Linked DNA regions of Homo sapiens: all the other regions are linked to region 2. A link is a contact called in ENCODE Hi-C or POLR2A ChIA-PET data. All regions are on one chromosome and are shown on one strand. Each heading gives the region's core, a stretch centred on a gene start or an enhancer-like site at or near the end of the contact. The rest is flanking DNA. Distances are from core to core; before and after follow the strand shown. Region 1 overlaps ENOX1 (ecto-NOX disulfide-thiol exchanger 1). Region 2 holds the start of CCDC122 (coiled-coil domain containing 122). Region 3 overlaps ENOX1 (ecto-NOX disulfide-thiol exchanger 1). Region 4 overlaps ENOX1 (ecto-NOX disulfide-thiol exchanger 1).

Region 1 (3,061 bases), core at 86-2,585, 520 kb after region 2:
GAGGGGTCTATCTCCTTCCCCAAACCCCAGGCTTCTATTTTGTTGTCTGAATCCTGTCTTGCTTCTCCTGCCTGAATCCTGGCTTAGGTAACCTGCCAATTGGCCTAGTATTTCTCAACTTATGACTCCATGATGTTCCTGCAAACTTTATTTCCCCTGGGCTGGGTCTGAACCCTGGACCAGGGGGTGCAGGCCCTGTGACCTGTAGACAGAGTCCTCTGGGCAGCTGCCCCACCTGGACCTGTGTTTTATCTGCGCTAATAATCTCTGTGTTCAGCCACTTTGTCAGGACACCCTCAGCCCAGGACTACACCTGTAATGCAGCCATTTAGCCTGATTACTGCCTCTTTCTCTTATTATTTTCTTAAAACGCTATGTTCTTCCTTCCAGACCAGACTTGTTCCTAGTACTGACAACTTCTCTCTGTCCCTCCTCCCTGCCCACACCTAACCTAGTTAGTATGCCCAGCCTTGCCTGGCAAGAGGCCTCAACTGCCTTTCTTTCAAATGAAATCTAGTTCTCATCTCAAATATGAGACTCTTAACTGAGGCATTGACTAGAAAGGGCAGAAAAGGAGCAAGGCATGGCTAGCGGGCAGCAGACAAAGAGAGAAGAAGTGAGGAAGGGCGGCCCAGGCACCGGAGCCCTGGCCTGGCAGGGTGCATCTCTGACTCTGAGTTCCAGGGAGAGCAAAGTTGAAATTCACTAGCTTGAACAGCAGGGTCTCTCTGATCTGATCTAATTCCTGCAGTCTCTCCAGACATTGTGGCCACACTGCCAGATGCACACCATGAAAGAGCCATGAAAAATTGTTTGGAATTCCCCAGGCCTACCAGGCTCTCTCCCAGCAATTCCCTTCCTGGACTCTCTCTGTGTCCTCTGAGCCTCAGCTCATGTGTCCCGACTCTTTTGCTGAGTTTGGTTCCCATCCTTTATCCTCTCCTCAAACTCAAGTGGGGAACTTACTACTGTTACCTCTGTAACTCCAGATCCTGGCAGTCATACGTGCCCAGGAAATGCTGAATGGATCTTTAATTCAAATGAATGAGTGCTTTAATTAATTCAACTGCCATGCCTCTAAAATCCTGAACACAAAGCCCCAACCTGCCTTCTGAAAAATGCTCATCCAATTGATAAAACACTGGCCTGTGAATCAGTAAACAGGATTTTTTTTTGTTTGTTTTCATCTCGTCCAACTGGGAACAGACAACCAAAAAGAAACCTTTGCCGAGCCTTGGCTGTGGCCAGTCTCTGCTTGGAGCCGGCAACACAGAGAGGAGCCAGACAGGGCCACGGTCTGTGATGAATAACCCTTCCTTCCTGTCATTTCAGTACAGTTGTGATAAAGTTCTACTGTATACGTAATTGGATTCTTTCTTGCTGTGATTTAAGCAGTCCTCCTCTTTGCGCTGAGTAGAATTACAACTCATTATCTCTGAAGCTCACAGGGGCAGCTTTTCCTAACAGGGCATGGAACTGATTCTTCGGGTTGCGCTGCCTTCTCCCCTTTGTCTTCCTGTGTTTGTGTCTTCCTCGATTTTCAGTTTGTGCGTTTGCTTTAATGAGCGAGTACATCATATGCTCCTGTGCTGTTAGAGAAAACAATTTCCATCTTTACATATATTGTTAAAAAAGTAATGGGTTCTTTTTTTTTCTTAAAGTCTAATCCTTCCTTACTTTCTCCTCTCAAATACTGAATCTCCAATCCTTTCAGGTCCAACATAATTTACGTGTTAATTCCTTTCTAAGCTCTTTTCAAGCTACTGCACTTGCCATGCAGATTTCATTAAACCTCATAGTCTCCTCATACTGATGTCTCAGAAAAAAGCAAAGCAACTCTTGCTGTATATTAAAATACGTTGTACAAGAGTGGTATCTTCTGTCCCCATTTCTGGACATATATTTATTTACTTAGCCTTCAGAAAGAAAACAGAAGTCTGTTAACAACTAAAGAGAATGCAAGCACTGGGCTTCTCTTCTCATTTGTGGGAAACATCTGCTGATTATAATTCACAGGGCTCTCATTTCAGGGTTTGCAGTCCTGAGTGGTTTCAGCCTTAAATCATCCTGTGTTGGCAAATAATAGCGAGGGCCAGGCCAGGAAAAAAACAGATGAAGCCGATGTACGGAATGAGATTAAATAAAAGCACAAGCATGCCAATATTCCCATTGCCAATATTTCTTTTTCTAATATATTCACCTTGGAGGCCAATATGTTATTTTAATGATGATGATGTTGAAAACCATTCTGTTCTGGAACTTCTTTAGAATTGATCGGCAGGACCCATCTTGATTTTTTTAAGGGTAAAGTACATTTTAAGAAGTAGTGGCATGTATTAGATGAGTAATCATGTTGGGTCATTCTAGATGGAAACTTTGAAATAGTCACATTTAATACATGTTTAAATACTGAGGCAAAGACCTGGGCCCTCATTCTGACTCTGCCATCTGTTTGATTTGGAATGTTAGAAGTTTTACTTAAGTACTTTAAGCCTTACTTTCTTTTCTGTAAAATGGAAATCATACTTGTGAAACTTTCTGATGATTGACAGAATAAACAGAGTCATCTCTGTCACTTATAAAACTTTAAGTCTTTTGTGTGTCAGTTTGTACTGAGCAACATCAGCATGGAATCCTGGAGTCTTGGAATTCTAGCACTCCAAGAGATAATCCAGTCAAACAGTACCATATTACAGATGAAGAAACTGAGAGCCATAATTGTAGAGGAAGTACCTAGAATGTCAGGGTGACTACTTTGAAAGAAAATGCTTATTTGTCATTTATATTTAGGGTTCTTTTCTTTTAAAAAAAAATCCTCCTTTTACTGAAGTCACACTGATACACTATGAAATTAAATGGAGTTTTTAATAAATGGGACAGCAGTCCTCTTGGGGTTATAGATCAGAATCACATTGTTTATTCTGTTCAGCCCAGAGGAGGAGTGGAAATGTCCAAAGTAGCTGGCGGAATCTGTAAACCTTTTCCCAGAAAGGAAACGCTTTTGCTAGACCTTCTGTATTCTCTGGAGCTTCTTAGTAAACAAAGCGTGTGGTTATTCTTA
Region 2 (3,106 bases), core at 146-2,645:
ATGTTACTGCAACACATTATACAGAGAAACTTGGCCTTGGCAGCATGGTGGTATTGGACAGCATTCAAAGTCTTCAGTAATGTCTGATGGCAGTTTTTTTGAGAGTTCAATTTCAAACCAAAAAGATCAATCAAAACAGCTTCTGCCATCCTTGAAAGAATACTTTTATGCCAAATAAATCACCTGCAAATAAAAATTAGTGTAAGAATATAAGATTATATAAATCTTATAGTTACAACAGAAATTTGTGGTAGATTAAAAACGAAGTAATTACACTGATTTTAAAATGTAACTAAAATAGTAAATCTAGGCCCCTCCCAGAAAAGCCAGTCTACTCTGTCACAACAGAACCATGACAGTGAAAGCAAAGCCATCTTTTAATTCGTTTTGTGAAAATGCTGGTACATCTTTCCAGCAGCACGACAGTTCCTCTGTTTTGTTTACACAGAACTTTTGAGTAAGGAATTACTTGTGGAGTTTAGACAAAGTCCTGTTTTTAAATTGCAGAGTGTCAACCTGTGTGATATATCATTAGTCCTGACATGATTGTCATATTAGGTCTCATCCTTTCATATGCGGGGGCTTAAGTTTACGAAGCTAAATGGAGCTGCACGCGAAATTCGCGTTTTAAGATGATAAAAGCTGAGATGGCTAATAGAGTTCCCTTCAGGATTTGCGCAGTACTCCACACTTAGCAATGACCACAAAAGCTATAGTGATTTGGATGAGACAGGCTTCCTCTCAACTTTCTTAATTCATTCTCCCCGTGCAGCTTTGCTCACCTCCAGCCCAGCCCTCCCACCCCAACCTGCGGGGCTCCGGTGACCCCCTTTGGTGACGCCCTTTGCCCCAAGAAGGTTTTCTCCTGCCGCTTCCCCTAACCTTTGCTCCCCATCTCTCGGGGCTCCCTCTGAGGTTCATTTAGCCAGTTTTGAGTGGGTGACCGTCCCCCCTTCCCTGTTCATTGTGAATTTCCGCCCAACGTGTGTCGCCGCCAGGTCCCTGTTCCTCCTACCCGCCTCGGCTCACGGGGCGCAGGCTGTGGCTCTGCACCTGCCCGGGCACCTCCACCGGCGGCTCACAGCCCATTCGGGACTTCCTGTCGGACAACGCACACCAGAGGCGATTCGGTCCTCGCCTTCCCGCTCTTCACCTTCGGTTGCACACCGGTCTACGGCGACCTCTGTGACAATTTGCCGCCCCGTCCCTCGTCCTGAGCCTCAACGAAATTGGGCAGCCGCGAGCGGGTCAGCTGGAGTCGTAAGCTCGGCCCAGCGCGACGACACCCGCCCCGCCTCACCTCGCCCACCTCGCCCACCTCGCCCCGCCTCGCCTCGCCCCGCCTCGCCCCGCCTCACCTCGCCCCCCTCGCCCACCTCGCCCCGCCTCACCTCACCTACCTCGCCGCGGCCGCACAGATTCCCCGCCTGATACCGTCCCAGGATCCCAGGGGAAACCTGACGGCCAGGTTCCCTCGTGCCAGCTGCCGGGAGGCGGGAGGGAGGTAGGCCAGGGCCGCCTGGCGTGCTTGGTGCGAACGCGGCGGGCCCAGCGCGAGAGCTGGGGAATCCCGGGATGAGCCAAGCGCCGCGAGCCCGCTGCTGCCTCAGCAGTTCCGGGTCTGGGCGGTCCGCGGAGTCGGCATCCCGCAGCCCCGGCGGCGTTAGAGGAACAGGAACCAGAGCCGCGCGAGGGCTCTCGCCCGGGAGCCAGGCGGGTTAGCGGGCAGGAGTGGGCAGGCCGAGTCCGGAAAGGGTCGCGAGGAGGCAGCTAGGGGCCCCTTGAGGAGGGATAGGGCGGCGGAACGACGGGCCCTGGGAGCGGGCGCAGGGCGGCAGGAGCTGCAGGTCTCCAGAGGGCACGGGGCGGGGAACTAGGGGCCCGGTTAGAAAGCCGGGCGGCGGGAACGGCGGGCACCGTGAGGGGGCGGCGGGAATGGTGGGTCGCGTGAGGCCGGGCTGCTGGAGCGACCTCGGGACTAAACCGCAGTCTCCCTTCTGCTAATGGAAGCCGTTTCCCAAGCGAGCTGAAGTCCGCGTTTCCGGTCTCTGAGGGACGCCTCGCTGACCCAGCAGTGTGGTCAGGACGCTGGGTTTCCTCACCGCAGCCCAGGGCCAGTCCCTTGTCATGCTAGCTCTTGGCAGCTTTTCCCATGCAGGGCTCAAGTCAGGGGCCCCCTCGAGATGTTTTAGTGTTTTTTTGTTGTTCATTTGTTTCCAGAAACAAGCTGTTGTCTCTCCTCCAATGTCTTTGTGCTGATTCTTGCTGACCAACACTCTTCCGAGCGCCTTCACTTGTGTTGACAACACGGATGTCCTCTATGGCCTTTTAAAATATGTGCCACTAGCAGGACTTAAGTAAAAGGCGCTCATCCCTAAAATCATGATAAAGGTGCAGTTTAGCATCCCTGATCTGTCCTCCAAGAATATAACGTTCATTTATTTGAAAATAGCAGTTAGGACATGGAAGGCCAGTGTATGGTAAAGGGAAAAAATATCCGACCTTCCAAGAGTAAGAGAAATGGTGCTTCCTGGGGAACTGGTTATGATGGAAGGAGAGGTCCCTTTTATCTTCATTGTTGCTCATTTGGTAGGCGCTAAAGAACCTTTGTCTCATAATCTCAGATAGCTGGGAATTTGGAAGAGCCCTCTGGGGTAGGCATGTTCTTGTGCTTGACTAGAGACTGGGAGCACTAACCCAGAATGGAAACCCACCCTTCAATAACCCTAGCACCAGTTATGTCAAAATTCATGTTTTCTTTGGTCATTTGTTAAAGAGCCCCGAGCGGTAGATGGTACACCCAATCAGAAGGTGCACTCTGCCCTGAGTTTGTTTATGTTAAATATCATTAGATTGGTGCAAAGGTAATTGCGGTTTTTGCCATTGACAAAGACCACAATTACTTTTGCACCAGCTTAATACCTCAAGCAAAACAGAGGTCTTTTAGTTACAAAGGTTTTAAACATTTATCTCTGTTTTTACAATGGTGGGATTCGTATTCTTTCATGCAAAAGTAGTGGCAGTAAAAAAAAAATGAAAAAGAAAATATTTCAAAAGAATGAAGTTGTCAGGGAAGAGAGTTTGTTATATTGTATTTGCATACCAT
Region 3 (3,019 bases), core at 367-2,866, 610 kb after region 2:
GTAGGTGCTTGTCACTGTGCCAAAGTGCAAAATGGGCTCCTTGGTTTCTGTACTTTAATCAATGATGCACAATTAAATCCCACAAATTGTTAAGTGAGCGCATATGGAATGTGTACATTACCTCACATGTGATTGATTATTCCATGGGCAGGTGGTGAAATAGGACACACTGAGCTTTTAGAAAATTGCAAGAAATCACTGTTTATGCTACAGGACCAAAGTAGGTTCTTACATTTATACCCAGTGCCACAGTAGTTAGCAGAACAAGCAAGTCCCAGGGAAAGCACAGTGTGTTTTTCTGAGTACTTCCTACCCTGCAAAATCCCCCCAAACCAGTAGATTTGGAGATTTAATTTAATCCTTCCAGTTGGTAGGTTTAAGCCTGAGAAATCCAGTGCCAGTGTTTCTCCAGGCTTTGATGGTTAGGAACTGGCCAGGCAGCTCTGCAGCCAGCTTGTCAAGGCCCTGAAGAAGTAGCCTGGCTATTGGAGACAGGTCTCTTCATAGCAGGAATCCACTAACATTTCCAGATCATTAGTACAGCAATTGTTATGTACAGTAGCAGAAGAAATGCACTCTGTCTTTTCGAACCAGTCCTTTGTTGTCAAGAAGCTCTGAATAGTCAGAGCTGTTTCCAGGGCCTTTTTGCAGCTCTTGAATGTATTCTCCAGCCTATGTATATATTAACATATCACCATGTCCCAAAGAATTCGCACTGCGCAGCGCTGTGCTTTTGGCAGACAAGGAAAGCCTTCACATGAGTTACAGTTGATAGGGCAAGGGAAGCTCAGGGCTTACAAAAATCCATACAGTGGCCCTGCTTAAAAATAGCAGTGTAGGCCATAGCTTGATGTTTTGACAGTTTATATCAGCAGTTTTCTCAGCTGATATATTGATTGCAGTTTGGACTTCAGTCCTACTGATCTAATAAAACATCACCATCATAACAGAGAAAGTAAAAGGATCTTTTGTGGTCCCAGCCACTTGGCAAAGTAGCTTTATAGAGTTACTGTAAAGCTAGCTTTACTGTAATATGTGAAATGAAGCAACGTTGGACAAGTTGACTATATTATAATTTTTTCATCTATGAATGTAATGTATTAGCACTATCCTATATAGTTTTACAAATAGGCATTTGCTCAAAGGAATATAATGATGCCTTCACAAATATGAAAACAAGTTTTGTGCATCAGTATCACAAACAACCTAAAGTGTGTCAAAACTGCAATGCCCTTGATACTTAGTGCGGAAAACACACAAGGTCAACTGAGGTCTGAATTAAGCTTCAAGACTTGTAAACATCTTCTACTCATAATTTTGAATGGGTATTGTGGATATTTTTAAATCACCTGACCTTCAATCCTACTTATGCTAAATATCCTTTAATTTCACAGCAATTGCTAACCATCCAGGAGGAGTTAAACAACAAAAAGTCAGAATTGGAACAAGCAAAGGAAGAGCAGTCCCATACACAAGCGTTACTAAAAGTCCTGCAGGAACAAGTAAGTGAATGAAACAGCTCTGATTTATGAATCAGTCCAAACACCCCATTGCATACCTCCCTTGTGCGTCACCCGTGCAAACATTTACTGAAAGTAATCTGCAGTACAATTAGTCTGAACCCTGTCAAACTTCCTAGCAGCTTTGCTATGCGGAATTTATAACCTCATTCCCAGCATCGCTATCCTCACTCCTGTACTTGTTTAGATTGCCCAAGCCTGCCAGTGTTGTGTGAAAGTTTCTTCCAGAAGACAATCAAATTTCGATAAAGTTTCAAAATACTGGCAATGAGGTATGTTTCAAAGTAAGCAGCTGGTTTCCTCTTAAGTCTAACAGTGAGGAAAATGAGTTCAGCATAACCCATGAGACTCCTGCAGACACATGAACAAGGACTGATTCATAGCAACATTTAAAAAGTATCTTCCCTGTGCATCAGGGTACTTATCTAACCATGGTGAGCAACAGACCTTTTATATGAAGTTTGTAAACCTGATCATTTCATTCTGGCTTTCTTTGATACAAAAGTGTGGCCTGACATTGATAAGTGGATTGGAAAGTATTGTCTTACAGCAGGGTAAGATGGAACACTCGGCAGGCAGCAGAGTGAAATCTAAGCCCACTATCTACATGAGAGGAGCCAGGAGAGCTCTTGAAATGCCTTCCTATTTCTGGCCTTCACTTGCTGCCAACAATGTATGAATGGTAATTTGAAGGAAAAAGTTGCATACAGTTACCCCAACCCTCTGTGAGTAATCAAATGCAGATTGTTTTAAATTTTTCATACACATAATCGTTTTATATTGTATAAATAACCTTACACTGTATACATAACTTCAAAGGTGACATTTGAGAAAATATAAAGTCAGCTCTGTGTCACTTTATGAGTGATTTTTTTTTAATGGTTTGGGGTCCAGAAAATATCTTTTTAGTTATTTTCTCCCAAAGGTATGAGTGATTTGTGAGAGAAAAGTACAGATATTAGTTTATAAACCTTTATAGCTTTGGAAGAAAATGCTTTATAAAACTAATAATTATCTTTATATGATGAATATAGATTCAGTAACTTGTACTGAGGCTGACTCTGTATGATTTCAGATATAGTAGATTGAAATGAAAAATCTAGTTGACTGAATTCACAATGACCTGCAGTTGAGGAGACCTGAAATCACTGTGCTTTCCACTGTTATATTATGAAAAGACTCCCAGCAAAGTGGAACTGAGTTGGTCCAAATTTGCTCCAAATCAACCAGATATAGCTCTGAGCTTTTGTTGTTTTCTGCTCTCTCACCCCGATTTTTTTTCTTTTAGATAGCTTTGACTAGAGTGGGGAGGGGTGAATTTCTCTTTTCTCTAAATGACTCAAATCCTTTATTTTGAAGTCCAAACCCTAGTCATAAAAATAGATTCTGAGTTTTGCTGAAAGTATTGATATATCTTGTTGTGGCATGCATTTTTAAAGAGCAGAGCACACACAATTATGGGTGAAACATCACACTTCACTCTCCATTATTTTAAAAAA
Region 4 (2,946 bases), core at 109-2,608, 630 kb after region 2:
GGCTTCTCTATCCACCTTTTCTTTCTCTTCCTGTCACCTCTGTGGTTCCACCTTATTGCCACATCCTTGGGGTGTGGCTGGAGAAGCACCTGGGGCCTCCTTGCCTGAGCCTCTCCACCTGCCCAGCCAATCCTGCATGTGGCCCAACCACAGTCTTTTGGAGTGCTCCTCTGACCTTGGCCTTCCCCTACCCACATCCTTCAAATCAAGAGAGCATGTGTCCCACCTCTTCTTCTTCATTGGCCCCAGCACTCTGCCTTTGAAATCCCTCCCTGTTGCAGACTGTGGTTAAAAGTCACACTAAAGAAGTCCGTCACCCGCAAACAGCAGCAGCCAGCCAGCCCCCTCAGTCCCTGCTAATGCTGCTCCTCAGCCAGCCCGTGGGTGGCTTCCTCCCTGCTCCCCTTTCCTTTCATGTTTATGCAAGAACCACAGCTCACCAGGCCTGCCTGGAGCCTGGCTGGCTCCTGAGTGAGCTAGGACTATAGGCAGCCCTCAGGAGGGATTTGGTCACAGAGCGCCACAGGCACTCAATATCCACGCAACCGGCAACCTAGTGTAGTGGTTAGGACTCTGGAGCAAGACAGCATTGGTTCAGATCCTGAGTCTGCTTCTTACTAGTTTTGTGACCTTGGGCAAGTCATTAGCCTCATTATTCTTCATTTTCTTAACCTGTAAATTAAGAATGTAATAGCCTGACTTCGAAGAGCACTTATGACAATTGAGTTTATATTTGTCAAGTGCTTATAACACTTCCTGCATATAGTAAGTACTGTACAGATGTTTGTTAAATAAATATAACCAAAGATGACCTAGAAAGAAGGCCACCAGGATAAATGCTGTATCTGGATATCTCTGGCAGTAAACTACACTGAGTTTTTATCTTTCTTTAAAGGGTCCTTCGTGTGAGCCGTAACTAGTTCTCGCCTATTTTAATCTTTGCAATTGGAAATCTTAGAAAACACGGTTCTTGGAGTTGTCTAAAGACATAATGTATGTGCTTCCGATCCGGCAATTGAACCCCAATAAGGTGGAACATCTCAGAATGTAAAATATGGTCACATCATGATGAATCACTGCATCTTGGAGCCCCACACATCTGCTTTCAGATTATCTCTCTGATGCTGAAAACTATTGGGCCTCTGAGGCTCCCCTTATACAGACCTTGACCATCAAAGGCTGCTGGGAAAGGGCAGAGGTGGTGAGAGCCCACGACCCTCGGGATGGGCAGTGCCAAGATTTCACAACTGATTAGATCAGCAAGGCCTTGGGATTGCTGCCCCACAGGAAATTCCTGCGATCCTGCTCACTATTGGGGGATGGATGCATTCTTATGTTCCCATAAGAAACCATAAAAAATTCTAAAGCTTAGTCACTCATGCTCATCAATCCTTTCCTCATCCATTTGGTTTTTTATTGTTTTTCTCACTCTGCTTCCTCTTTCCTCTCTAATTCTTACTGGCATCAGAAATAAAGGATAAGTTTATATGGTCTGTACCAAGCTGGCTACCTGAATCTGAAGGGAAGGTCCAAGTCAGGGAAAAGGGCACAGAGCAGGCATGGAATCAGGGAGCAGGAAGACACTGTGGAGGTCATCCACTTCAATCCTGTCTTTGTACAAACAGCAAAAATGAAACAAAGAAACACAGCAGGCCAGCGGCAAATAGAACCAGTGTCTTCTATGTCCAAATCATCATGTTTTCAATATTCCAGGCCATTGTTTGAGGCTCATTCTTTCATTTATCAGCCACTGGGCACCTGCTATGTGCCCATAAAGGAAAGTGTGAAGGGATATCTCCATTCTCCATCCTCCCCCAACCACAGTTCTAATCATATAAGGAATAATTTGAAGGTTATTGGCAACTGGCACATCATTTGATGGATTGCTTTTGAAACTTTGCAAAATGTGAGTAAAGGATAAGAATGTAGCTGATACACATCTTGACAATTATCTATAGGGCCCCCGATTTCATGAAGTGTGATGTTTAAGAGTAGGGCCTATGAGCAATTAGCAGAACTGAGCCAACAGCACAAGAAGGCCATGGAACAAGCAGGCAGGGAAGGAAAACGAGCCTTGTGGTATGCTGCTGGCAGAGTCCGGGGTGACATGGAGAATCTTTACCACATAGATCTTGTCGACTGTCCCACTCATCTTGCACTAGCAGCTATGGAGGCCGCCAGCCCTTGGAGGGTCATAGGGGAAGTCACATGGCGGTGGTTTCTCTATTTAGGGTGTGGGTGATGTCACTCAGTATGTTACTTAATTAAGTATTCAGCAACTGGCTGTCCTTACCTATAGCTCTTCAAAACAACAACTGTATATCATTGGTTTCTTTTTCTTTCTTTACTTATAAGGATAATAACAACAACACTGACAGAAAAATAGAGAAAATAGAAAATATCCACTATTTTTGAATACAACCACAGTTATTTTTGCATAAATATTTTTATATAATTGTAGTCAAAGTCTTATACAGAATTGTTGCATGGATTCAGTACCCCAAGTATATATTAACACTTGTTCCATATCCAATCAATCCTGTGAATCATAAAAGTGAGTAATGGTTGTAATAATCATGCCACAATCTATTCCTAGAAATTTATAGTTTTTGAAAGCGCTGTCTCACTTATATTTGGTCCTCACAGCAACCATGGGGAAGAGGCACATGGTATTATCCATGTTTTTCATTAAAGAAAGTTAAGGCTTAGAGAAATGCCCTGCCTAAAGTTATCTAGTATGTAAATAATGTGACAGATTTAGAACACAGCTTCCATTCGGCCATTCTGCCTCACTTGCTTAGATGTGATTACTGTCTAAAGAAGGCAGTGGTTTTGTGGAGGAAACAAATAGGTGAAATGTGATGTATAAGTGATGAACTGCCATATAAGTGGCGTAGGAAATGTGTGCAGATAAGGAAGCCTTGCAAGTGGCCTGAAACAGATGCC

The links. A loop is a pair of places that touch in the nucleus more often than their neighbours do. ChIA-PET counts read pairs that join two places held with the same protein, here RNA polymerase II (POLR2A). Pooled maps may share reads with other maps.
Region 1: a loop to region 2 is called in a map of endothelial cell of umbilical vein, with 2.2 times the contacts of the local background. The contact joins the enhancer-like site here to the promoter of CCDC122 in region 2. A Hi-C loop is called at or near these places in 3 of 168 maps with a recorded cell type or tissue (IMR-90, endothelial cell of umbilical vein and naive thymus-derived CD4-positive, alpha-beta T cell) and 7 of 50 pooled maps.
Region 3: a loop to region 2 is called in a map of PC-3, with 5 times the contacts of the local background. The contact joins the enhancer-like site here to the promoter of CCDC122 in region 2. A Hi-C loop is called at or near these places in 2 of 168 maps with a recorded cell type or tissue (IMR-90 and PC-3) and 1 of 50 pooled maps. POLR2A ChIA-PET finds 5 or more read pairs at or near these places in 1 of 52 experiments (AG04450).
Region 4: a loop to region 2 is called in a map of OCI-LY7, with 5 times the contacts of the local background. The contact joins the enhancer-like site here to the promoter of CCDC122 in region 2. A Hi-C loop is called at or near these places in 1 of 168 maps with a recorded cell type or tissue (OCI-LY7) and 4 of 50 pooled maps.

What each region holds. Positions count from the first base shown.
Region 1 is chr13:43,362,670-43,365,730 of GRCh38, reverse strand. All of the region lies in intron 5 of ENOX1 (ecto-NOX disulfide-thiol exchanger 1), which reads left to right. Among named protein-coding and RNA genes, the nearest start is that of ENOX1-AS2, 85 kb to the left of the region's middle. Within about 2 kb of position 1,335, at least 9 of the 41 ENCODE cell types and tissues checked have a DNase peak (open chromatin) inside an H3K27ac peak, as active enhancers do; they include IMR-90 and endothelial cell of umbilical vein, where a contact is called at or near this core.
Region 2 is chr13:43,878,029-43,881,134 of GRCh38, reverse strand. It overlaps CCDC122 (coiled-coil domain containing 122), which reads left to right and starts at 1,395. Exons shown (of 7, transcript NM_144974.5): 1 at 1,395-1,504. It overlaps LACC1 (laccase domain containing 1), which reads right to left and starts at 1,231. Exons shown (of 7, transcript NM_153218.4): 1 at 1,016-1,231; 2 at 1-183. The coding sequence starts at 149. RefSeq lists a silencer at 1,344-1,493.
Region 3 is chr13:43,267,953-43,270,971 of GRCh38, reverse strand. ENOX1 (ecto-NOX disulfide-thiol exchanger 1) reads left to right here. Exons shown (of 17, transcript NM_001347969.2): 13 at 1,395-1,502. Among named protein-coding and RNA genes, the nearest start is that of LINC00400, 160 kb to the right of the region's middle. RefSeq lists an enhancer at 301-802. Within about 2 kb of position 1,616, at least 8 of the 41 ENCODE cell types and tissues checked have a DNase peak (open chromatin) inside an H3K27ac peak, as active enhancers do; they include PC-3, where a contact is called at or near this core.
Region 4 is chr13:43,243,928-43,246,873 of GRCh38, reverse strand. The region is part of intron 14 of ENOX1 (ecto-NOX disulfide-thiol exchanger 1); the gene reads left to right. Among named protein-coding and RNA genes, the nearest start is that of LINC00400, 130 kb to the right of the region's middle. Within about 2 kb of position 1,358, at least 3 of the 41 ENCODE cell types and tissues checked have a DNase peak (open chromatin) inside an H3K27ac peak, as active enhancers do.